Linked DNA regions of Homo sapiens: region 2 is linked to region 1. Evidence: read pairs that join two places in POLR2A ChIA-PET (ENCODE). Cell type or tissue: PC-9. All regions are shown on one strand. Links, peaks and the distances in the headings refer to the core of each region. The heading gives the core; the rest is flanking DNA. Region 1 holds the start of LOC107986632 (a long non-coding RNA gene). Region 2 holds the start of LOC105377947 (a long non-coding RNA gene).

Region 1 (12,794 bases), core at 2,040-10,039:
TGCAAAATTACTTGTCTACAGGACAAACAGAGCTTGCCTATGACATTTCCTTGATATAGACTTCTAAATTTTTTTTATAGAGAGCATTGCTCAGATATCATAGACAGCCAGAATTATCTTTTGTAATAAAGAATATACTACTGGCTGGGCACTGTGGCTCACACCTGAAATCCCAGCACTCTAGGAGACCGAGGCAGGTGGATCACTTGAATTCAGGAGTTCAAGACCGGCCTGGCCAACATGCTAAAACCCTGTCTCTACTAAAAATACAAAAATGAGCTGGAGGTGGTGGTGCATGCCTGTAACCCCAGCTACACGGGAGGCTGAGGCAGGAGAATGGCTTGAACCTGGAAGGCAGAGGCTGCAGTGAGATCATGTCACTGTACTCCAGCCTGGGCAACAGAGCAAGACTCCATCTCAAAAAAAAAAAAAAAAACAGGAATATACTACTTAATAAGACTGAAGTGATCCTGAGTGTAAGGAATAAAACTGATATGTTGAATAGTTTTTCACTTAAAGAATTGCATGAAACCCATATATTTTATTTTTAAATATAGTATATTGTAAGTTTGCCACTTGATTTCAATGACTCTAAAGGCTTATTAAATATTTATGAGTGAGGGAATTATTTCCACAGCATTTTGCATTCCTTTTGCTTTGAAGTGAAAATTTGCACATGATACATTTCCAGCAGGATTTTCATATGGTCAGCGTATACTTGCAAGCTTCTTGGGAAATGGAAACACTGCAAGGTTATTTCAATAAACAGGAAAAAAAAATGCCCAACTTGGAAAAATGTTACAGAGATCTTTAAAAAACATACGAGTAATGAAAGAGTGAAATTAGAGAGGTCATGTGTGTATGTATATGTCTCTGTGAGTGTATGTGTGCATGAAGCCTCTCACTGGGCTGCATGAGATTTATGAGGAGATGTCAGGAGTTCCTTGGACTCTCTGAAATTGAAGGAAAATACATGTATGTACATATTGTTGAGGATTCTCAATAAGGACAGTGAGCAAAAAAGCAGTCAGAAACACTGACCATGGGGAATCTTTTGAGAAGCAATGGCATAATTTTAGGTGGCCTAAATTATTGTTTTAAATCAAATAAGTAAAAGGTAGAGGCATTGTGATATGATCTTGTAATAAGACCTATTGCTAATGTACAGCTTATTTACTTTTCCCAATAGAGGATTGAGAAAAGTCTTAGAATGCAATGAACATTTCCTGAAATGATCCAAACTGAAGCCTTGGTATAAGAATAGGTTATTAAAATAGTTTGTCAAATGTTTATTAAGACCTTACTATGTACCGAGCGAAGTTCTAGAGCTTTAGTTCACATTAGTGAACAAAACAGACAAATATCGATCTCTAATCAATTTTACATTCAGTTAGGGAAGATAGACCTTAAAGAATAAACAAAATAAGTAAATTGCATAGTATGTTAGAGTGTGATATAAATGCTATGGAAAAAAATAAAAAAAAAAAGAGCAGGGTAAGATGGGTTGGACCAGCCACTTGGGGGTATGGAGAAGTTGCATATTAAATAGGGTGAAAGGATGGACCCATCTGAATAGGTAAGATTTGAGCAAAGATTCCAAGGAGGTAAGAGATTTAGCTCAGTGGATCCTGAAGTGGGGATAGGGGTGGGGTGGTGGGACATTCCAAGTAGAGGGAAAGAGCAATGGTGACATTTGGGGAGCTGTGAGGAGGCCTCACTGTGAGGAATGAAGTGATCAGTAAGCTAGGAGAAGAGTAGGAAAAGAAGCCAGAGGAGTAACTGAGGCAGTGAGGGCTTTGCAGCCACTGTAGGACTTGGGCTTTCTCTCTGTATGTGATGGGAACCAGCACAGATGTTTTTTGTTTGTTTTATAGATCCACAAGTATAAACTTCAATATACTTTGGTCAGAAATGGATAAATCAAGTCAACACAAAATATGTAAATCCAGAGGGAATTTGATAAAATTAACATAACAACCAGCTCTAAAAGTAGACAATGTGGCTGGGTGGCTCATGCCTATAATTCCAGAACTCTGGGAGGCCAAGGTGAAAAGATCACTTGAGGCCAGGAGTTTGAGACCAGCCTAGACAACATAGTGAGACCTCCTGTTTCTATAAAAAAAAAGAAAAGAAAAAATAGCTGGGCATGGTGGTATATGCCTTAGTTCCAGCTTCTTGGGAGGCTGAGGTAAGAAGTTCGCTTAAGCCTAGAAGTTTGAGGCTGCAGTGAGCTATGATTGTACTACTAGCACTCCGGCCTGAGCTACAAAGTGAGACCCCTGTCTCTTAAAAAAAAAAAAAAAAGTTGAGAATGCATTTGCTTTCAAACACACAGGGGCAGTTTATAAACATTGTCCATGTATCAGACCTCAAATAAAGTCTCACCATGTTCAAGAAGAGACCATGCACAACATATTATCTTACAACAGTGCAACAAAAGTAGACGTTAACAAGATTTGAATAGTTTTTTTCTTAAATATAAATATTTAAAGATTTAAAAGCACGCTTTCACATATCTCTTGGTTTAACAGGCATATCAAACCCGAAATTACAAACTATGGAAAAATTAACAACAGAAAATACAGTGCAGTTCGAAAGTAGCCTGGCCAACATGGTGAAATCCCATCTCTACTAAAAGTACAAAAATTAGCTGGGCATGGTGGCAAGTGCCTGTAATTCCTGCTACTTGGGAGGCTGAGGCAGGAGAATCACTTGAACCTGGGAGGCAGAGGTTGCAGTGAGCTAAGGTAGCACCATTACACTCCAGTCTGGGTGACGAGAGCAAAACTCTCTTTCTCTCAAATAATAATAATCATAATAATAATAATAATAAAATAAAAACAAAAACATTGCACAGTGAAACCCATATGATATAATTAATATGCTGCCCAGAAGTAGTAAATTGAATTCAAAACCTCTCAGGATATCTTACATTGAAATTTCAGTATTATTTGCGAAGCAGTGACCGGCAAAACTGGGATGAGAACATGCAAGTCAACTCTAATGTAGCTGAAGAAATTGAACTTTTGAATTCAGCTTACGTTACCAGTAGAAGTGGCTTTTCTTCTTTAACAGAGAAAGCATCTCCCCTGGCTTGAAGAATCTGCACTAGCCTCCCTTGAGGAAAGAATTGTCTTGCTAGGGAATTTGTAGGACCGTAGGTTTTTGTTACTGTTGTTGTTTTAAAAGAGAGAGTCTCGCTCTGTCACCCAGGCTAGAGTACTGTGGCATGATGACAGCAGAGGATAACAACTTGTTTCAAATGAATCACTGGCTGTTGTGTTGCAGAGGACACTAGGGGGCAACAGTGTGGATGCCAGGAGACTAGGAGGCTATTATAGTAACCCAGATGAGAGAGGACAGCAACTGGGACAGTCCTGGGAGCAGTAGGGGTGGTGGAAAGTAGTCACTCTTGATATATTCTGTATGTAAAGCCAGCATGATCTCCTGATTTGTTGTGAGGGGATGTGGGGAGAGAAGAAGAGTCAAGGATAACTCCAAGGTCTTACCCCACAGAGATGGAGAAGATTGCAGGCAGGAGCAGCTTTGGAAGGAAGATTACGAGCTCAGTTTCAAATGTTAAGTCTGAGAAGTTAAGCTCCAAGTGGAGATATGGAGGAGACAACTGGCTATGTGGGCCTAGAAATTTGGAGAGAGATCTGCCTTGGAGATATAAATTTAGGAGTCATCAGCATGTAAATGATGTGTAAGGGTCATAGGACTAGAGATCACCAAGGGAGAGAGGGTAGCTGGCAAAGAGAAGAGGCCAAGGACTGGGTCTTGGGGCTCTTTCTAACACTAAGTCATCAGGGGGAAGCAGAAGAACCAATCAAGGAGACTGAAAAGAAGCAGCCTGGTAGGAAGAAGGAAAGCCAAGAATGTGTTGTCCTGGAAACCACACAGAGTAACTGTATTAAGGAAGAGTGAAAGACAGACTTTGGCACATACTGACCTGACAGATCAAGTAAGATAATCAATGAGCACTGACCAATGGATTCAGTAATATGGCTATTACTGATGACTTTGTCAAGAACAGTTCAGTTGAGTGGTAAGGGCAAAAGCCTGATTGAGTGGATTCAAGACAGAATTTGAGGAAAGAAACTAGACAGCCAGGTGATTTGCTGCCAAGGGGAGCAAAGGAATGGGGCAGGAGCTGGTAGGAAGGTGAGGCCAAACGAGTGTGTGTAGTTTTTTTTTTTCTATTTAAGGTAAGACAAAAAATAGCGTGTTTGAGTCCTGGTAGAATGACCCAACAGACAGTGTAAAATGAATGGTGTTGGAGATAGAGAGGAGAACTGGCAGATTGATATTCTCCATTAGGCAAAAGGGATGGGATCTATTACATAAAGGGTGGGTGGGGCTCACAGAAAAACGGAAATTTCATCTATGGAAGAGACGGGAACATGGAGAATGTAGGTAGATACTTTGGTAGAAGCCTGCGGATATTTTCCTCTAACTGCTTCTATTTTCTCAGTGAAGGGAGAATTAAGGTGAGCAGCTAAAAGCAAGGGTAGTCCAAAAATTCTATGAAGATATAAATATGTCAGAAACTTATTACTGTGGTGCTCCTTCTATTAAACTGTTTATTTGCCAGAGTGTCACTTGAGTAGAATTAATGAAAGTGTATTAGTCCATTTCACACAGCTATAAAGAAATATCTGAGACTGGGTAATTTAGAAAGAAAAGAGGTTTAATTGACTCACAGTTCCGCATGGCTAGGGAGGCCTCAGGTCACTTACAATAATGGCAGAAGGCGAAGGAGAAGCAAGTACCTTCTTCACAAGGTGGCAGGAAAGAGAGAGTGTGCAAGGGAAACTTCCACTTATGAACCATCAGATCTCATGAGAAATCACTCACCATCACAAGAACAGCATGGGAAAAACCACCCCCATTATCCAACCACCTCCCAGTGGGTCCCTCCCTGGACACCTGAGGATTACAGTTCCAGACGAGATTTGGTGGGGACACAGAGCCAAACCATATCAGAAGGCAGAAGAAGTACCATAATAATGTGATACAAAGAACATCTGCCCTGTGGTACTCCTGTCTAGCTGTTTGATATATAACTAAATGCTACTCTTCCCGAACTCAGCATACAGGGAGGGAAATTTCAGGGCCTCCATCCCTGGGAGAATATTCTGAAAGAAGGGTAACCCTTAGCAACTGCACAAACTGCTCCCAGATGACTCACCAGAGAGCTTCTGGGTGGAAATCCAGTGGAAATAATGCAAACACATTCATCTTGACCCCAGAGGTCTAACTCCACCCAAGGCTTAAGTTTCTTTCCTCTGTTGTACCCTGTGAGTTTCCTGGAGCAAATATTCATGCTTAGCTCCCATGTCTCTTCCCATTTAGCTGTCAGTTCCACTTAGGTATGCAAAGGCACTCAGTTCTCACTGCTTTTAAAATTTCATGATTTTCCCCTGGCGTTCTCCTGAGATTCCTCCCAGTATTGCACCTTCATGCTCGCCTTCATAGGCGAGCAGCATTAACGCCTGGGCTTCCTGAGCATCAGCAGCAGCTTTCAAACAGAGAAGCACATTAGGAAAGCGAATTCACTCAGTCATTTAACTGTTCATTCTTCTATTTAGAACTTAAGAATGTACAAGTCACCTCAGACATTAAGGCCTTCTTGAGAAACGAGGGGAATATTTAAAAGCAGTTTTAAAAAAGAAAACATTAGCTCTGCAATTTTTATCTGTGTCTTGGATAGTTAACCTACAGAGAAAATTAATTTCTTACCACATTATATTTCTCTCTCTCTCTCTCTCTCTCTCTCTGTGTGTGTGTGTGCGTGTGTGTGTGTGTAAATCTGGGAAGATCCCATGAACTTTTACTTACTCTGGTAGAACAGGCAGTTTAAGTCACAAGAAGTCTCAAATTTCTAAATGTCTAGTCCAAGGTATGAATCAGCACACCATTTCCATTCTAGGAGAAGTCCCTTCTCCTCTCCCTCCCAGCCGCAGATCTGTTATGGAAGGGCAGGCTTCTGCTCTCTGCCCCACTCCTTCAGGCTGGCTGATTCCTCAGGGTGGAAGGTGGAAGGGAAGGTATGGGGAAGTGGAGGTGGTTGTGATGTGTGAAAGTATTGCCTCCTGAGAGCCACTTAAATATCAGGAATGTTATAAGCTGGTTGTTAAACTGCTGGTAGCTTGAGATTAGTCATGGTGGGTGTATCTACACCACAGAGACTAGCAAATATTTCAGATCAAGGCTTCCCCATCCCTGCCCTTGGAGAGCTGTTTTATTAACACATCACTGGCTTAGGGAATAGGAAATTCTTCCGGGGTTTAGGTGGCTTTGAGTGCTATAGTCTTGGCAGACAGTTCACCTGAGTCTTTCCCTACGTGTGAGTTCTTTGGAGACCACTATCATCAGGTACCTCTCTCCAGCCCCTGGGATACTATGGGCTGTTCATGTTGTCCTTGGGCAGGCTGCTTCCAATTCTCAGTCAGCTTCTGCTTGTAGAAGATGACCAGCCCCACACATTTCCTGCTGTTGGGACCCCTTTGGGCTCTGGGCAGGATTCACTTTGATACTATCCCAGAGCAACATTCCTTTTATATTAGTTTTCTATTGCTGTATAAAAAGTGACTACAATCTCAGTGGATTAAAACAACACATATATATTTTTTAATCTCAGTTTCTGTGGGTCATGAGTCTGGGCCTGGCTTAAGCAGGCTCCTCTACTCAAGTCCTCACAATGCTGCAATCAAGATGTCTGATGGGCTGCATCCTCTCTGGAGCTTGGGGTCCTCTTCCAAGTGCTTGTGGTTCTTGTTGGAATTCAGTTCTGGGCAGTTGTAGGACTGAGGTCCTTGTTTTCTTGCTGGTTGTCAGCTGGGGTCTTCTCTCAGCTCCTGGAGGCCACTTGCAGTTCTTTGCTCTCTTAGCTTCCTCTCTTAGGTCCTTTGATCAGATGTCTTGCAAAGACAGAAAGATAATCTAACTGGTTTACCTATATGGATGTAATGTAATGATGGGAGTGACTATCCTATCACCTTTGCCTAACCAAGGTAGAGACATCCCGTTCCTTTTCCACACCATGTAACATAATCAAGGGAGTGACATCCAACTACCTTTGTCATATGCTATTGACCAGAAGCAAGATACAGGCTCTGCCTACATTAAACAGGAGGGGATTGTACAGAAGAATCATGACTCATTGGAGGTCATCTTTGGGTATGCCCACCATACCTACTACATCTGGTCCTTGAATTTCACAGACCTGTGATCATCTGTCAGAGGGGAGCCAGTTTCTTCCCACAGAGCCTCAACTTTCTGCCTGTTCTGCCATGAAAGCCGCCTGCTGACCTCTCTCTCTCCTTCTGGATTTCCAGAAGTGCAGCACATGTCTATTGTGTTCCCGCTGCAGGGTCCTGTGGATCCCTCTGATGGTCACTTTGGAGCCTACTGTTTTTAGACTTGAGGCAAAGCAAGTTGAAACTGACATAGCATTCCTGTCCTTGAGGTGAAAAGGGGGCTAGTAGTCACAGCACCAATTTCTCCAAAGAATGCTCCTGAAATTTTCTTTCCTCTTCGTATTCTGAGTTCTTTGTGTAAATTTGATCTTGTCAATGGGCTCAAAAGTCAGTAGAATCTCCAACTTTCACATAGGAAATCAATAGAGTACAGTGTAAACTTTATAAACAATGAATAGCAGCATGTGTAGAATGTTTAAAAATGTGAAGGTGAATATTAGAAAAAATAGTTAAAAGAATAAAAACTGGTGCCATTGGAAAGCAGGGCAGGATAAGGGTGGGGCAGATATAGTGCTATTTTTCTTTATATTCCTTTTAGCATTACTTAATTTTTTCAGATATCTTCCTGTATTGTTTGGATTTTTTAAAATATATGCCCAAAGAGGCACTGTTTTCATCTAGTCTTTGTACTTGTATATCCTACTGCAGGACTAGACATAAGAATTTTTATACTTCAGTTTACTCATCTGCTAAATAAGCACAGTAATGCTTTAAAAATTAAGAGATGAAAACTCTTGATAAAATATTTTGAAACCTCTAAGGAAATATGCTTTAAAATATCAGTTGTGATGAGCCAATTTGCTATCACCAAGTCTTCTAAACATTGAATCAAATAGTCTTTGTCTAAGTTATTTCTGTGCCAAAGTTACCATTCAGTCTCAGCTGAAAATGTATTTACTAAACACAGCTACAACTATGGCTTGTATTTATTATAGCTTAATGGTGAATTGTGGATTGCATGTTTGACATTTTTGGAAGTCAATGCTCACTTTATTGAAATATCTTCTGTCTAAAATGTATACCAATGTTCTTCATCATACCAATCTACATTAATATCTTAGACATATTGATATACAGACATGTTGGGCACATAGACCATGTGGAACAGGAAACCAAAGAAAATGTCAGACTGTTGAAATCAGCATTCAGAGATGAGAAACAATTGGCCAGTGTGGCATGGGGCAGCCTGTTTCAGAGATTACAAGGATTAGACCAAAGTCACAAACAAGGATAGTCCCTGGCATCAGCAGCTAGAATTGTCAGTCAATATCCAGGCACGAGGGGCTGCTACTCAAGGGAGTCTTTTCTGAGCTGCACTTTTCAACACTTGAAAGGCAAATTAGAGAGTAGCAGCTCTTCCTATTAAACTTAATTATGGATAGCAAATTGATCCATGCCATTTTAGAAATGCTCACCTCTTCAGTTATATTTGGCAGAAAATAGGAGGTTCCAACAAGTTCGATGTGAGTGAAGTTTAGTTCTTCTCTCACCACCTTAACATCATGTGCTGATGAAATAGAGTCTCACAATTCCGAGTCACAATTCTGAGTGGAGACATTTGTTACCATTGATTACAAAGTGAGGCCAGGCCGGTTCATGCCACCTATTGTTTTTTTCTTTAAATAAATCTTATTGTGTATATTTGAGGTTTATCACATGATGTTATGGGATACAAATAGATAGTAAAATGGTTACTGTAGTGAAGCAAATCAAAACATATTCCTCTCACATTACTACTTTCTTGTGACAAAAGCAGCTAAAAATCTACCAAACAGAATTCCCTAATATAATTTTATTAACTGTAGTCCTCACATTGTACATGGAATCACTAGACTTGCCCATCCTACATATCTTCTACCTTACATGCCACCTACTGTAAGTCTCAGGAGTTCCTAGGTCTTTTCTTTAGGTGATTCATCCACTTGTTACATGGAAGGTTGATTTACTTGAGGCAGACACACTGATTTCCCAAAAGCAGAATCGTTTTATCCTGAGAGTTGACATCAGAGAAACAGAAGTTTTATGACCTTTCAACAGGATTCAGGTCACAAGGGCACAGGCCACAGGCCTTATCAGGTTCTTATTCTAGTGTGAGGAGTATCTTGAAACCATTTCCTTGGCTCATCTGTATATCTAGCATGTCATTAATTCATCATTGAGAGCCTATTTCTGATATTCTTTATGATAATTTCCTAAGCCTCCGTGCAAGAAGACTTGTGCTAGCCTCTGGAGTGCAGACTTCCCAACTAACTGCTGACTAGCTAACTAAGCAACCCGAGGGCAGAAATTTCTGCTTCAGATAACAGATAATACCTAAGGCTGTACTTAAACCAATACATGCTGTTTGTGCTGAGGGTTTTTTTTTTTTTTTTTTTGTAAGACAGTTTTGTTGGGATGCAATTTACTTTCCTTTAATATAAACTTTATCTATTGTAAGTGTACAATTTAGTAATTTTAGAAAATGTATAGGGTTGTGCACCCATCACAGCAATCCAATTTTATAATATTTTTGTCACTCAGAAAGATTCCTCTTGCCCATTTGCAGCCAATTTCGAATTCCATCTCCAGTTCCAGGCAACCACTAATCTATTATCTATTTCTATAGGTTTGGATTTTCTGAATATTTCATGTAAGTTGAATTATATAATGTGTGGATTTTGTATCTGGCTTATTTCATTTAGCATAATCTTTTGAGGTTCAGCCACATTGTAACATGTATCAGTAGTTCACCCTTTTTGGTTGCTGAATAGTATTTCATTGCATATACACACTGAATTTTGTCATTCATTCACTATGAACATATATATATATATATACATAGTGAATGAACATATATATAGTTGTTTCCCCTTTTTGACTATTACAAATAATGCTGCTATGAACATATATATATATATATATATATATATATATGTCTTATATATATATAGGTCCTTGAGTGAACATATGTTTTCATTCATTTAGGGTAGATAGCTAGGAGTTGGACCAATGTTAAAGTGAAGTTTAAGCATTTTAAGAAACTGCCAACCTGTTTTCCTAAGTGACTGCACCATTTTTACATTCCATCAACGATGTAGGATGGTTCCAGTTTCCCCACATCTTCACCAGCCTTGTTATTGTTAAAGCAAACTAAACATGGCCTGAGAAGGAATCCGTACTTCCATATTTGAGTCCTTGTGGATGAACAGGAACCTAACTTAATAGTTAGACAAGACTGAAAATCTAACTTAAGAGTGTGAGCCTGTAATAATAGCTAGGTCTTGGCCAATCCCAGTGGCCGTACTTCAACCATTCATACACTGCTGAGTGTTCAAACTGTGTTCAAATAAGGCAAATGCCAACCTGTAACCAATCCAGCTGTTCTGTACTTCACTTCCAATTTCTGTACCTCATTTCCTTTTTGTTTGTCTATAAATCTCATTCCACCACTTGACTGTGCTGCAGTCTCTGAATCTGCTGTGATTCTGGGGGCTGCCTGATTCGCGAATTGTTCATTGCTCAGTTAAACTCCTTTAAATTTAATTTGGCTGAAGGTTTTCTTTTAACATTATTATTTGTGTTTTTTATTATAGCCATCCTAGTGGGTGTGAAGTAATATCTCATTGTGATGTTGTTTTTATTGTATTTTTAAAAATTTCCTTTTAAATTTAAGATTCAGGGGGTACATGTGCAGGTTTGTCACAAGGGTATATTGTGTGATGCTGAGAGTTGGGTGTCTGCTGATCTCATCACCCAGATGGTGAATATAATACCCAATAGGAAGTTTTTCAGCCCTTGCCCCTCCTCTTCCCTCCCCAGTCTAGTAGTCCCCAGTGTCTGTTGTGCCAATGGTTATGTCCATGTGAACCCAAGATTTAGCTCCCACTTATAAGAACATGCGATATTTGGTTTCCTGTTTCTGTGTTAATTCGCTTAGAATAACAGCCTCCAGCTGCATCCATGTTGTTGCAAAAGACATTATTTCATTCTTTTTTTTATGGCTGTACAGTATTCCATGGTGTATATGTACCACATGTTCTTTATCCAGCCCACCACTGATGGGCACTTGAGCTAATTCCATGTCTTAGCTGTTGTGAATAGTACTCTGATAAACATACTAGTGCAGGTGTCCTTTTGGTAGACCGATTTATTTTCCTTTGAGTATATACCCAGAAATGGTATTGCTGGGTTAAATGGTAGTTCTGTTTTTAGTTGTTTGATGATCTCTAAACTGCTTTCCTCAAGGGCTGAATTAATTTGCATTACCACCAACAGTGTATAAGTGTTCTCTTTTTCTCTGCAACCTCACCAAAATCTGTTATTTTTGACTTTTTAATAATAGCCATTCTGACTGTTGTGAGATGGTATCTCATTGTGATTTTGATTTTCATCTCTCTGATGATTAGAGATGTTGAGAGTTTTGTCATATGTTTGTTGGCTGTGTGTATGTCTTCTTTTGAGAAGTGTCTGTTCATGTCCTTTACCCACTTTTTAATGGTTGTTTGTTTTTATTTCTTGCTGGTTTGTTTGAGTTTCTTACATATTCTGGTATGCTGAAGTATTTTAAAGAAAAACACAGACATCATAACAACACCCACTCGATGGATTATATGCAGCTGCATTTTCTACTAAACATCAGTTCTCCTGGAGCAGGCAAGCACATTAGAAAACAAAACACTTGAGGGAATGATATTACATTAATCTCCAACACTGAAGCTTGTTTCAGCTATGGACTAAGGGAGAATATAAATTTTGTTGTTGCACTTCATTCTTTTTCCATTTCTGATATAAACTTGGCAAGAAGTCTGTGCACTCCTGATCATCACTAACTAAGGTGCCTTGATCCATTGGAAGTTCTTCATCTTTTCTCAGTGGCATTAGCAGAAAATTGATGTTTCATACATGGCATTAGTTGGAGCATAATGCCATCTGTCAAGCAGAGGCATACTCTTTATTTCATTACTGTACTCCCAGGTTGACTAAAGGAAGAAACTAGTCTCTCTCTTTCTCTTCCTCTCTCTTCCTTTCTCTGTTCCCACTTCTTGCTTCTCTTTTCTATATCCTGCATTGTTATAAAATTTTTCTTCTAATAAGATAATTGATAGCTTGGTTCTTTGTAAAAACAAGATTGAGCTATTTTTACAAAGAAAGCTGGTTAAATTTCCATTATTCCATGCCCTAAGAAAGATCTTCCAACTATAGCAGCTTCTGTTGTTTCTGCTACATGTTTTAAATGTTCTGCACCTACAGGTTACCCCTTGGCCAATAACATGGAATCTGGGTTAGCAGCACCCCTCTGCAGCCTTTTCTTTTTTGAGACGGAGTCTCACTCTGTCACCCAGGCTGGAGTGCAGTGGCACGATCTCAGCTCACTGCAACTTCCACCTTCCGAGTTCAAGTGATTCTCCTGCTTCAGCCTCCCCAGTAGCTGGGACTACAGGCGCCTGCCACCATGCCCGGCTAATTTTTTTGTATTTTTAGTAAGACAGAGTTTTACCATGTTGGCCAGGATGGTCTCGATCTCCTGAGCTCTTGATCTGCCCTCTTCGGCCT
Region 2 (12,794 bases), core at 3,019-11,018, 310 kb before region 1:
GAAGCACCAACGGAAGAATAATGCTTCTAAAGTCTCACAGAAGGCAAGCGTGATGCCAGGATTCAGCCTCAGGACATCAGGCTCTGTGGCCCTCGCTAGCCACTGTACCACACTGCCACTAGATGAATGAAAACTTCTTGGGCCTCCACTTCCTTGTGTTTCTCCTCCTTCAGGGGAAAATGCTGTCTTTGTTTGTAACTTTCAGCGGAGACACTCCCAGGTGTCAATGTGTATCTCATCCACATGGTGCAATCTGCCATGTTCTGAGAGCTGGTCTCCATGGAGTTGGTTCCCAGCTTCCTTTTCTAGAGAGTGCCAGAGAGATTCCATATACAGAAGGTAAGCTGGAGGGCCAGGCCTTCTAGGCAAAGGTTTTGGATCTGGGGATTTGCAGAAGAAGGCAAGGCATATATGGAGTAGGGAAGAAAGGAAAAGGAGGGGAGTGATAGCAAGCAGCGTGCCCAGAAGAAAAGGGTGAAGGCTCACATTCAGTCACTTGTCACCGTTAAATATGAAAGGGCTGTCTTGAAGAGGTTGGCTGGATAGGGTTAGGAGGAGAACAGCCACGTGGGTGTCTGTGAGAAAGGAAATCTAGACTTACCACACTAGTGGCGGTACCTTCCCCTAACATCTCGGTTGATGAGAATGACGATGGAGAGTGTGTGAGGAGGAGGGACATGGTTCCTCTCTCTTCTCCATCCTGTCCCTGAGGAAGTTCTGCTCAGAGCAAGGGCTGCCAGCAAGAGAGAGTAAAGTTGGGGTGGAGGTGCTTACAGAGGGTGATATAGTATTGAGGTAATAGTGGAAGAATGGAGGCTCTGCGGAGAGCATGGGCCAACGTGCCTTGAGGATGGAGGAGGCATCAGGAAGGCTCAGGGATGCAGCCTGGACTTTGCCATCTAACATTCACAAGAGAAAACTCCCAAATCAGTCCCAGATTCTTCACACTGTCTCAGGTCCTCAGATTTTCTCTAACGCATGTGTTCAGCCATTCCTCTATCCGTTCTCCACATTTCCTGGGTCGCAACAGCCTTGTTGGCTGTGGAATGAGAATGAGATGTGAGAGAAGGTCCAGCTGGCCTTGGGTTGAACTAAGCAGCTTCAAATAAAGAATGCCTCTGTAGTGGGTGTGAGGCCAGGCCACTGGCCCGAGCATTTGGTGGTCAGGAATTCAGACTCTTCCTCTCACACTGACTCAGCCTGTGCCTTTGGGTGACTCGGTTTCTCAGGACTTTACACGGGGATAATGATACTCCCTACTTTGTGAGGGAGTATTAATTAAAGTTAGCAAACTGCGTGACAATGCTGGGATGAAAGGGGTTAAAAACAAAGTGTAATTGTGAGGCACAGTAAGTTGTGTCACTTACCATATGTGTTGTGATTAGAATCGATATAGACAGATAAAATTCATCTTAGAACATAGGCTCTGTGGAGAATGGGTCTCATTTTAGAATGGTGTTGGAAGCCACCTTGGTCCCCGAACTAAAGTCAAGAGAAAAATGTGGATTTGCATGGGATGCGTGTTCGTGGGCTGACACTTCTCCCTATAGTCTTGTAAACAGTGAAGAAAGCTGATTTTCAAATGTCACATGTTCCAAGTTTTCCTTCAGAGACTTCATACCTTTGCTATTCAATCCTCACTCCTCACTGACAGAGATCTTGATGACAGGAAACACGTCCCCGGTGAGCACAGCTTGATGGCAGGTAAGGGATAAGGGGTGCCTTGGAGAACCAAACCTGAACACTTTTCCCCTCTCCATAAGTGGCCCTTCCTGAGAGACTAAAAAATGTGAGCTTCCTTATTCCAGTGGTCAAAGGCTGGCCGCCAGCATTTCTTCCTGGCCCCGGACACTGTTCCATGACCCTGGAGCTCCTCGGGACAAGAAGTCACACATGATGTGGCTGAGACAGAGCCGTGATTTCAGAGTGCTGCTCTCCTCTCTTTGTTTCACCAGTGCTGGCTGAGATCCTAGAGCAGTTTCTGCTGAATTGATCAAAATGATGTCGTGTGTGAGGCTAATTTTTGGAAATGGAAATCAGTGTCTCTTGGAGAAACTAAAATGCCTGATAGGCCCCAGGGGAAGGCTGCAACCATCACATCACTGTGTGCTGGAGACTTCTGCAGGGGTTATGTGTGATGACGTGCTTGCCTCTATGTCTTGAGGTATAAAGAAATTAAATAGTTAAGAAAAAAATGTCAGACTGAGAAACCCTGAAGAGCTTTAGATTCTCTCAGGTCTATCAAGTTAGGCAACAACTGGGCCATCAGATCAGGGAATTCATGCATTCATTCAAGAGCTGTATTGATTTATTGAGCAATTTCTGTGTGCCAAGCGTGTTCTGAGTGTTGATGCAGCAGTGGACACACCAGACAAAAATTCCTGTCCTTGTGGATAGCGTTCTATTGGAGAGACATCCAAAGCAGAGGAAAACACTTATAGCATCACTACTTGAATGATTAATTCTGTTTCCAGCTGTCCTGCAGCTGTCTGGGATTTGGACCTTGGTCTAATCCCAATCTTACTGCATCCCTTTCTCTATAAATTAGGAGCAGTGACATTGTCTAAAATGAGGACTAGTTGTTGCCATTGACTTTAGCTTAGAAGTAGGGGTGATAGTCATAATATTAGCAACTGGTATAATACAAGTGCTGACCAATCATAATGGGCACCTGTAGTTCCTGCTAGCATTAAACCTTTAGATTCGAGGGTCTTGAGAGAAGGATTGAGGTAGCTGAGATGGCGAAAGATTCAGAGTGGGGGTACTTGGGGGCACTGGCTATTTACGAAATGGTACAGAAGTATTTCAATACTTTAAACATAGCCTGGTTAAATCCAGACAATACCAGATGAATAGCAATCCACTGTTGTTTTTTGTTTTCTTTTTTTTTTTTTTTTTTGGTGGAGTCTCACTCTGTCACCCAGGCTGGAGTGCAATGGCATGATCTCGGCTCACTGTGACCTCTGCCTCCCGGGTTCAAGCAATTCTGCTGCCTCAGACTTCTGAGTATCTGGGATTACAGGCACGTGCCACCATGCCTGGCTGATATTTGTATTTTTAGTAGATACGGGGTTTCACCGTGTTGGTCAGGCTGGTCTCGAACTCCTGACCTCATGATCTGCCCTCCTCAGCCTCCCAAAGTGCTGAGATTACAGGCATGAGCCACCGTGCCTGGCCTTGTAATCCATTCTTGAAAGAATCTAGAGAAAAGGACATACCCATATGATGTCTTGGTCAATATGCTCACTGATAAAAGATCCAGCAACCAGCAGAGGACCTAGTACCAATTTAATATTTTGAACCAGGATTAGAATTCACAGATACTGAGTCTCCACAACCTTATAAAGTGACTTTGAAAACAAGATGGCCTTTAAAATTGTCATAAATGGCTGCCAGGTGGAGCAGGGCTGTGAGGGGCACCCAGCCTCTGTAAAAATAAATAGTCTTTATTGAAAAGAATGCAACAGCCCTGGAATATGCTTTGATGTGGCAATGGGTTTTTTTGGATCTCTTCTTGCCTGATCATTACTTGGTTTACACAGGACTTGGCCAGGGAGGAAGACACACCCCTTTGACAGGTAGACAGGAAGCACTATTGGCAGGGAGCAGCTGCGAAGCAATCCTAGTTGCCATCATTGGGGTGCTGGCATAGTACTGGTCCTGCAGGTTTCTAACTTGTCATCCTAGCTGGTAATGTCTCCTGGTTTTTATGGAAGGCTTAATTGGAGAGTGTCTGATGCCTGAAGGACTTTCCTGGTTGACAACCTTGAAAATGGTGAAAGAAAGAAATTGAAACCAGGTAAGCTCTTCCTTGTGCATTCTTCCCTCCCTCACAGGTGGAGCCTGGCAAAAAAAAAAAAAAAAAAATACCTGTTCAATGAGATGCACAGTAAATGCAAGGATGGCTGCAATGAATAGAGGCTGCCCAGAGAATGAATAGAGGCTGCAATGAATAGAGGCTGCCCAGAGAGTTACCTACCCACTTAACAGTCTCATCAAATTTGCTAACAAATTTGCCTGGTGAAAGAAAGATGTCGATGTCAATCGCTCATGCCCCTTTCAAAGGGAAATGTCCCCTGTGGCCCCAGTTGGTTGCTCACTTTTGTATTACATAACCAGTGGTGGCCAGAAGACCTCAGGGAAGGTAGTAGTTCACAGACTTGCCAGAGTCCTGTGACAGGGCACCCACAGAGCTGGGCCAATCTAGCTTTGCCTTTTGTGTATGTGTCCCTGGACTATTGAGAGTCAAGGAGGGGGATATGTGGGTGCTGTAGCTGACAGTCGTTGGGTGGAATCAGAGTAGGGGTGCTTGAAGCATTCATGGCTGTGTTGGTCAGATGGTGGGGAGATTGTAGGGAAAAACACAGGTGCCATTGTGGAGTAACTGCTTCATTGCTTCATTCATTCATTCAGCCACTATTCATGAACACCTACTATGTGTCAGGCACACTGCTGCCTACAGGGGATACAGCAGTGAACAAAGTAGACAAAAATCCCAGGCCTCATGGAGCTGGCATTTTAGTGGGGGAGACAAAATAACAAAGAAAAGTAAGAAATATATATCAGGTAGTGATAAATCCTTGGGGCAAATTAGAAGTAATATAGAAAAAAATGGAGGGAGAATAAATGAAACAAGAGTGGTAAAACTTAGACAACTGATTGGTGATGGATAGATAGGGGCTCATTTTACTATTTTTGAGTATACTTACCATTTCTTATAATAAAAAATTTAAACAAGAATGCAGGTAAGTTGGATAAGAGATGTTACGGTAGTGTGGGCTTACAATTTTAGATCTCACTGAGTGGGAAGGCCTCACTGAGCTGACCTGTGAAAAAAGACCTACATGAAGTGATAAGCAGATATCTGGGACAAGCATTCCAGGCACAGGGAACAGCATGTGCAAAACCCTGGAGACAAGAGTATTCCTGGAGTGTGAAAGGACTACAAGGTGAGCAGCATGGCCAAGGCAGGGTGGCTGAGGAGGAGGCAGTAGATGGGGCAGGGCAGGGGGAGGAGGATCACACAGGGCCTGTGAGTCATGGGGGGGATTTTGCCTTTTACTCTGGGTGAGATGCGGGGCCACCAGAGCATTCTGAACAGAGGAATGACACGACCTAACATGGGTTTTGGCAGTTCTTGGAGCTTTGGGAGTGAAGGTCCGCTAATCCCTACGTATGGGGTCCACTGAGCATCCCTGAAGGCAGGTGCTTTTAAGACCTAGTTCTGTTATAGCTTCTGTTCTTAGATGAAGCAAAGGAGCCCATTTATTTTTTTGTTCCTCCATGTAACCCCACAAAAAATCACGTTTGTTCAAGATAGCTTCAGTGAGACTCTATCAAATTGAAACAAACTGCAGGAACAGACACTTTTTCTCAGTGCATGGCTGCCACTCTTGGAGAGCAGGAAAGATGTGCAGTAGGAGCACCTGAGCGGCTCTTCACCACAGCTCAGGAAGGGAGGGGAGGACTCTGAGGCTCAGGAGGAGAGGGGAGGACTCCATGGCTCAGGAAAAGTGGGAAGAATACCACAAAGTCTGTGCAAGGTGAGATCTCTCTCTGATTCATAGGTCTTCCACTGGTCTAAGGCTCTTTAAGAAACTTTAAGACAAAAAAGTACACTTGAACCAAAAGCAAATTTAGGTGTATATACATATTTATTTATTTTTAAATCTCATGAGAAATAATAAAACACAAAGACATTCCCTGTGCTCCTCAAGTAGTAAAATCTGAACCATTACCTGGAAGTTAAAGGGCATAAATAACTGAGTGGAGGTGGCTGTAAGGAGAAGCACTTTAATGAGTATTCCCTGCTGTATTTGATTGTTCAACTAGGCTTCTTCCATGAGGATCTTATTTTCCCTGGCATTTATCACGTCAGTAAGGTAGAGGAGCTCCTATCTGAAAATAGCACCTAGCGCTAAGTCTGTCTAAGGCCTCCCGTCCCTTCAGTCCCTGAAGCTAGCTTCTCTCCTCACTCCCATCTAAACCTGAAAAAGTCAACCCTCTCATTAGGCCTTGCCCACAAATACCTCCATCAAAGCTAGGACTCACACAGGAAAATGTGCTGCAGGAGCCCATGTGACTTCCTCACATAAGAATGTGACAAAACCAGTTTCCAGAGAGCTCTCATGCTCTGACTAATGAATGAGCAAGTATGAGCCGGATAGCTTCTTCTCACATTATTTTGCCTGTGGAATCCTTTTGTACTCAAGATGCCTGAGCCAAATGCTACATTTATTTTCCATGTAAAGGTTTTACTGGGAAAGGAAAATTTTTTAAAGATTTTTTAAAAATCCATTGTGTTCTTTTGCCGTGTGGTAGGAAGAAACATCGCAGCCTTAGGGCTAATTAGCGTTTATGTAGTGTTCATATAGATTGCTCTATATTCCCCTCATATTTACAGTCTGTCATCATTTTACATCTATAAACTACCTTTCCTCCATTAAATTTAATAATCTTGTTTTACAGAAAATGGCAGAGCAGGTGGAGAAGGTGGTCAAATGCCTTAGCATGGATCATATGGTTGTGGTGAAAGAGTTAGAATGCACACTACTCAGTGTTGATGTACACAGAGAAGCAATGCTCCCGGGCTGGGGCCCACCCCAAACCAGCACAATTAAACCCGTTTACAGTTGTTATCCAAGCAACCTGACATGGTTTCTGTACTTGGATCAACATTGAGTCCTTCTCCAGAACGTGATAGAAACATAAGGCAGAAGAAGGCTTTAGCCTACTCATGGAGGGCATTTTCTATTTCTTTTCTTTGATTCAACTTGAACACCTGACTGAGGGAGGCAAAATTCCAAGATCGGCCCTGGCAGTTAGGGCTCCTCTGTTGCAAAGGCTCTTGTGTAGCAAGGACATTAGTTCTTCTAGGCCATGAGGGTACTATTTAGAAGGGCCCTGGGAGGGAGATTATTCCCCTGATTTTGCAGCAAACCCATCTTTAGGAAAAAATGACCTAGGTATTGAGGTAATTCTGGTTCCAATGTAACTTTGCTCCTATCTTTCTTTCCGTCTTAAGTAGGCAAATCAGAATAATTTCAGTGTATTGCTATGAGCAGGGAAACAATGAAAACTATAAGCCTATTCACAGCTGCCCAAACCTATCCTGAGAAGCAAACTGGTTCTCAAAATACGATCAGCTAATGACACATTCTATACATACCTGCCACTTTATTAATGTGCTGAAAGCCAAATTGATTTGTTCTGGTTCTTCATCAAGGTTACCCAAAGCCTGAACCTGGTGTTTTTCACTGGGTGTGATTCTTCAGTTCAAAACAATGATGGACATTTTTCTTCCTTAGGGGACTGTTATGATCATTTTACTTCTTATGTTAGCTGTTGTAACAAATAGACCAGTTTTTCATGGTTAACGTAATAGAACTTTATTTCTTCCTCAGTTTTTACTTGGCAAGTGGCATTTCCCTGGGTGATCCTGAGACACAGACTTCTTCTGTCTTACCTGCCATCCCTTGGATCTTACGTTATCTGCATCAAGTGGGCAGAATGGAAAGAGAATAGGAAGTTCCGATCTAGAAGGCACATTTCTGCACATATTCCAATTGTGAGAACAAGCCACATGGCCACACTTAGAAGCAAACAAAGCTGGGAAACATGGTCTCTGGCTGGGCAGCCAGTTATCAGCAGTAACTCTCTTCAGATGCTCTTCAACCTACAATGTGGCTCTGTCCCAATAAACCCATTGTAAGTTAAAAATATCATAAATTGAAACGCATTTTCTACACCTAACCTACCAAACAACATAGCTTAGGCTAGCCTACCTCAAACATGCTCAGAATACTTATATTAGCCTTCAGTTGGGCAAAATCATCAAACACAAAGCCTATTTTATGATGAAGTGTTGAATATCTCATGTAATTTATTGAATGCCATACCGCAAGTGAAAAACAGAATGGCTGTATGGGCACTTGAAGTATGGTGTCTACTGAATCTGTATTGCTTTTGCATTATTGTAAAGTTGTAAAATTGTAGGTTGAACCATTGTAAGCTGAGGACCCTCTGTATTAGGAAAGGGGGAGTAAAACTGTTGGTAAATATCTAGCCATCTCTGTCCCATTTCCTTTGGTAATGAAAGTAATGAAAGTTGATTATTTTCTGTGGTCCTTTAAACCCTAGTGCCACTTTAGAAGGTGCCCAAATTTCACCTTCTGCTCCTTACACAAAATCTTCAAGTGTCTGGAAAAGCCATAGAGCAAGGGACTATGCTGCATGCCTATTGCGTATGGGTTCAGGCATGTCAGGGCCTGTCCAAAGGCTGGAAGGAAATCTGTTTGCATGAGATCTTAATGAGCTTCAAGGAGAGACAGTGGGTGGCTGAGCTGGGAATGAAGACAGGAACCCTTTGCTTTCCATGTGATACAGGAGATAGAAAGAAAATATTTAGGCAGATAGTGAGGGCAAAAGATTCCTTAGCAGAACTTCCCTTCTAACAAAAAGCAGCCCCAGAAATAATTTTTTTTTCTAACAAAGAGCAGCCTGAAAGATTGAGCTGCAAGCATAAACAACGAAGCTGGGAGCTTGCACAGGGGAACGCTGGCAACTGCGCCAATAGAAAAGGGCTACCTGGGGGCCAGGCATGTCCACCATGGAAGCTCCATCTTCCCTTTTTTGTTAGCATGTGTACTGTGGGCAACATGGTGCAGCTCAGGCTGAAAACCCACCTGCATAATAAAAGACTGGGGTGGAGATGGCCAGAGATTCGCACCCTACGCAAATGGCATACCTGGTCCTAACCAGTTTTTCGCATTCTATGTAGATCAGACACCGCCTCCCCACCAGCTCATCTATAAAACTCCCTGCATTTCACTGCAGATAGGCAATTCATTTTTCTGGGACCCCTCGCTGTAGCAAAGAGCTATTCTCTTTCATTCACCTATTAAACTTCTGCTCTTAACCTCACTCTTTGTGTGTCTGCGTCCTTGGTCTCCTTGGCTGTGAGACAACAAACCTTGGATGTCACCCTAGACAACAAGGCCACTTCACATGCAGAGACTTGGATGGGGAAGGACCCACTATGAGGGAAGAAGAAGGGCTGAAACTTTTAGGTCTGTAGATTCTGCAGAAAGCATGGGCTGGCTGTATGGGATCAGAATGTTGGGATGTAATTAAGGACAGCATTATTGGGTGTTCTTACTATTGAGAATCAAACCTTCTACACAGGCTTCTGTCTACACATGACTTTATTCTACTGCTTTCATCAAAGTAACTTTATTATTCCAGGCAACTCTCGCCAGAGAGAAAAAAGTTACAGATAACTTCATTGACTTTAGCAGGACTACCTGAAAGACCTATCTACTCTTTAAGATAAAACATCAAATGACATTTTACACCCTAAGACTCTTGAAACCTCTTGCCTCAAAATTCTGCCTTGTTTTTTTTTCCAGCAATCCTAAATTATAATATCATGATCCTTGCTCAAACCTAACCATACGCCCGCATTGAAAGACCTACCTAAAACCAGATCTTACAATCTTAATAAACATGCCTTCTCAGCCCTCTCCTTTCAAGTTGCTTCCAAGACTCTGAGGAGCAGTATTTTTCTTTACTCCCGTAGGCAATAAACTTAGCTTTGACTTATCAACAGGTTGCTTTGGTGATAGTTTGCACAGCCAGCATTCCACAATATCTCCTAGTTTGGAGGACATGTGCTATGTTCCAATGGTAAGGGAAACTAAAAAGATAAAAATTTTACTCAAATGAAAAAGTGGTTCCATTGGCAGCTCCAAGCCACTGACTGGGCCCAACTGTCTCACACTTTGGAATAATAAAGTCCTTTAAGCACTAGTGGAAGAAGGACTCCACTTCTAGACTGTGATCCATAGAAACACAACAAAGTAACTAGTGGAGCGGCAGGACAGCCAGGAGGCAGAGGTCCTTGCAGGAAGACTCTTCAAGGTAGAGAGTGGCAGAGGCAGGAGGAAAGTGTTGGCTGCCCAGAGTACACCCAGGACATGTCAGGAACTCTTGCACAGGCAGCAGTGATGATTTCATGAATGGTGCGCTTAGCTTACTTACTAGTTACTTTTCTCTATACTGTATTCCCCAAACCCAGGGATGCATGGTTATACATAAAAGATTGGCATCAGAAAGGCCCATGGTCATAAAAAATGAGTCCTTCAGTTATCAGCCCAGATAACCAAGCAGCCACTAGAAAGAGAAAGTATGGCAAGTGGGTTAATACCAAGCAGGAGAATGCCTGTGAATGCATGCTTGAATGGAAATGAATGAGAGAGGATAAGAACCTATGGGCTCTGGGCTATGGGGAAATGAAGGCATAAAGGGACTAAAGAACACGTGATACTTAAAGTAGAAAGGAGTTGAGATCCCAGAACAGGCTAGGGTTAAGAGGCTGCCTTCTCCATAAACTGAGATCCTAGGACCCCTTCAGGACCCCTCCTACAACAGATTTTGGGCTAACATCTAATTCTCTGCTGGGTTAGGCAAGAGGAAAGGAAACACAGAGGATTTGTAATCTCAGCAGGGTAAAGATTTGTATGAAATGCCCCTGTGAAAACCTTCACTTCCCTTGAGAAAAGTATCAGGCCATAGGTCAGTCACACTGTAAATGAAATGAGCTAGTCAGCTTACTTGCCTTCTGACATTTATATGAGGAGGGAGAAATTCGAGTTTGTGTAAGGGTAGGAGGCTTTGAGAGGTATGGGGTATTGGGGGAAGAGGGAGAAGTTATGCAGAGCTTGACACACTTCAGAAGAAATCAGGTGTGACAGGATGTTGTAATGGGGCCCTGAAACCAGAGGAAATAGTATGACATTCAATGTGTGTATGTGCCGGGTGTTCACAGGTGAGAAGGGGACCAAACAATATGAGGACCTACTCATAAATTTGTTTCCTAGACCAGAAATCCTGCATTTTGGGACTAGTGTTGGCTCAATATTCTAGAGGTTTTAATCTGTATGATGAAAATATTTGGTTAGCACTGGCCTGTATGTCTGAAGAATACATATTTCATTTTAAAGGTGGTTAGAAAAGAAATATTCTGAACAAAACAGACACCTCAAAGATCTGAGCTTTATATATAAGGGCAGCATCACCTTTTTCTGTTAGGCGGGACAGATCATCTGGTTGGGGATTCTAGAGTCTTACCACTCTCAAACCCAACTGCTGAGAAACCCACACTGAAAACTGAGAAGTCAGGCTTATGTCTTGAGACTAAACCCTAGTGACGTCCAGCTGAGCTTTCAGTTAACTGTTTTGAGATATGGTGAGAATAGCAAACTCTCCTTTCTCCTAGTTCTCTGCTGTCAAATGGAGAAAAACAAAAACAAGGGTCAGAGAGCTATTTTTATTGAAGATCTCAAGAAGGACCAAGTCATTCATCAAGTGGAGCGGATGTGGTCAGGAAAAAGGACTGGCCAGAGAAAATCCATCTGCAGAGCCTCATCCTTATTGGTCATTTTTCCCCAAAAGACATCCCAGGATTCCTGTATCCTCTGAATGTGACCCATCGCCACCTTCATCATCAGCCTCATCATCATCAATGTTTACTTATTTTAACCAATAGATACACAATATAAAATTCTTGGATGAAGAATAGCATTTTTTGAACTCACCTTTAATACAGAGAAGTATGGAGAGGTTAAACAAATAAAAGGATAGGCTACAATCTCAATTTTGATAAATCAATTTTTAAAAACCTGTCAATGGTTATAAAATGCAAATATACAAATAGGTATATTTGCATAATTTGTTTATTTGCCGTCTGATTGATGGACACATCCTACTTATTTATTTTTTGGTATTACACATTTTATTGCTATGAATATCCTCAAATGAACAACTTGGTGAACTTTTAGACATATACCCATAAGTTAAAGTCCTAGCACTGGGTTGGTTGAGTTAAAGGCTGCATGCATAAAAATCATGGTAGGTCATAGTTACCCTTTATTGAATAACTAATTTGGGCCAAGAAAAGTTTTATATGTTATTTTTAATCCTCACAACAATCTTTCAAGGTCATTGATAGTATTAGTGATTACAGGTGAGGGTGAACTGAACTTCAGGGAGGAGGAGGCTGTTTTGACGAATGCCTATTAACCTCTGTAGGGAAGGCATTAGGTTCAAGAGGCTGAAGAAGAGACCCAGAGCCAGAAAACGAGACTTGGGGTTTTATTAGGGGATCACATGCAGGGGAGAGAGTCAATGACAGTGGGCTGGACAAGATATCTGTATGGTCTGGTGGCAGCAGGATGGGTAGGAGAACCAAAGCTGCTTGCAAACATCATGCAGTTTATACAGCATTTTCACTAACACCCTCCCCTTAATGACCTCCACCTCGCAATGTCCATTAAGGCTCCGGGCCTCAATCCTCTGTATGGCCCGTGTCCCACGGGATGGGCTGGGAGCTCAGATGTTACTCATAGACAAGGAATAAATCTCTGGATTGGCCACTCCTGGATTCCATAGCTGGGAGCACACATTCAGATGCATCTGTCATACAAGGTCATTCAGACTACAGGGACCTCCCCCGACCCTAGGTAACAGAGCTGAAGAGTGGCTGAACTAGAATTCAGTCCCGAGTCTTTCCAACTTGGAACTGACACAGTCATCTGAAGGCTACAAATAACGTTGAAGAGAAGATCATAAAGCTGGAGAATCCTGGCCATCTCTTAGTCCACACCTCACCCTTTCAGACGTGGCAGGGAGACCCTGAGAAGCTTAGTGTCTTGCCAAAGGCTATAGAGGTAAGATGGGACCGGGACCCTGCCTCCCAGGACAGCGACCTTTACAGTACACTAGTGGTTTTGTATGTC

What was found. Peaks named below come from ENCODE experiments on the same cell type or tissue, not always from the same donor. Only the 100,000 strongest peaks of a DNase experiment are listed, where the experiment ranks them.
Region 2: POLR2A ChIA-PET joins it to region 1 with 11 read pairs; 2 of 35 experiments call an interaction of 5 or more read pairs at or near these places.

The regions. Positions count from the first base shown.
Region 1 is chr6:112,293,020-112,305,813 of GRCh38, forward strand. All of the region lies in intron 2 of LAMA4-AS1 (LAMA4 antisense RNA 1), which reads left to right. LOC107986632 (a long non-coding RNA gene) reads right to left here and starts at 6,081. Exons shown (of 2, transcript XR_007059712.1): 1 at 5,842-6,081. In PC-9, for the core only: CTCF peaks have their summits at 3,304 (motif pointing right), 3,506 and 5,693; DNase peaks (open chromatin) are centred at 3,292, 5,242 and 5,962; H3K4me3 peaks cover 4,682 bases; H3K27ac peaks cover 6,573 bases.
Region 2 is chr6:111,979,254-111,992,047 of GRCh38, forward strand. LOC105377947 (a long non-coding RNA gene) reads left to right here and starts at 1,608. Exons shown (of 3, transcript XR_007059710.1): 1 at 1,608-1,704; 2 at 3,717-3,799; 3 at 11,276-11,653. In PC-9, for the core only: no CTCF peak of the experiment used is centred there; DNase peaks (open chromatin) are centred at 3,698 and 6,098; H3K4me3 peaks cover 797 bases; H3K27ac peaks cover 3,621 bases.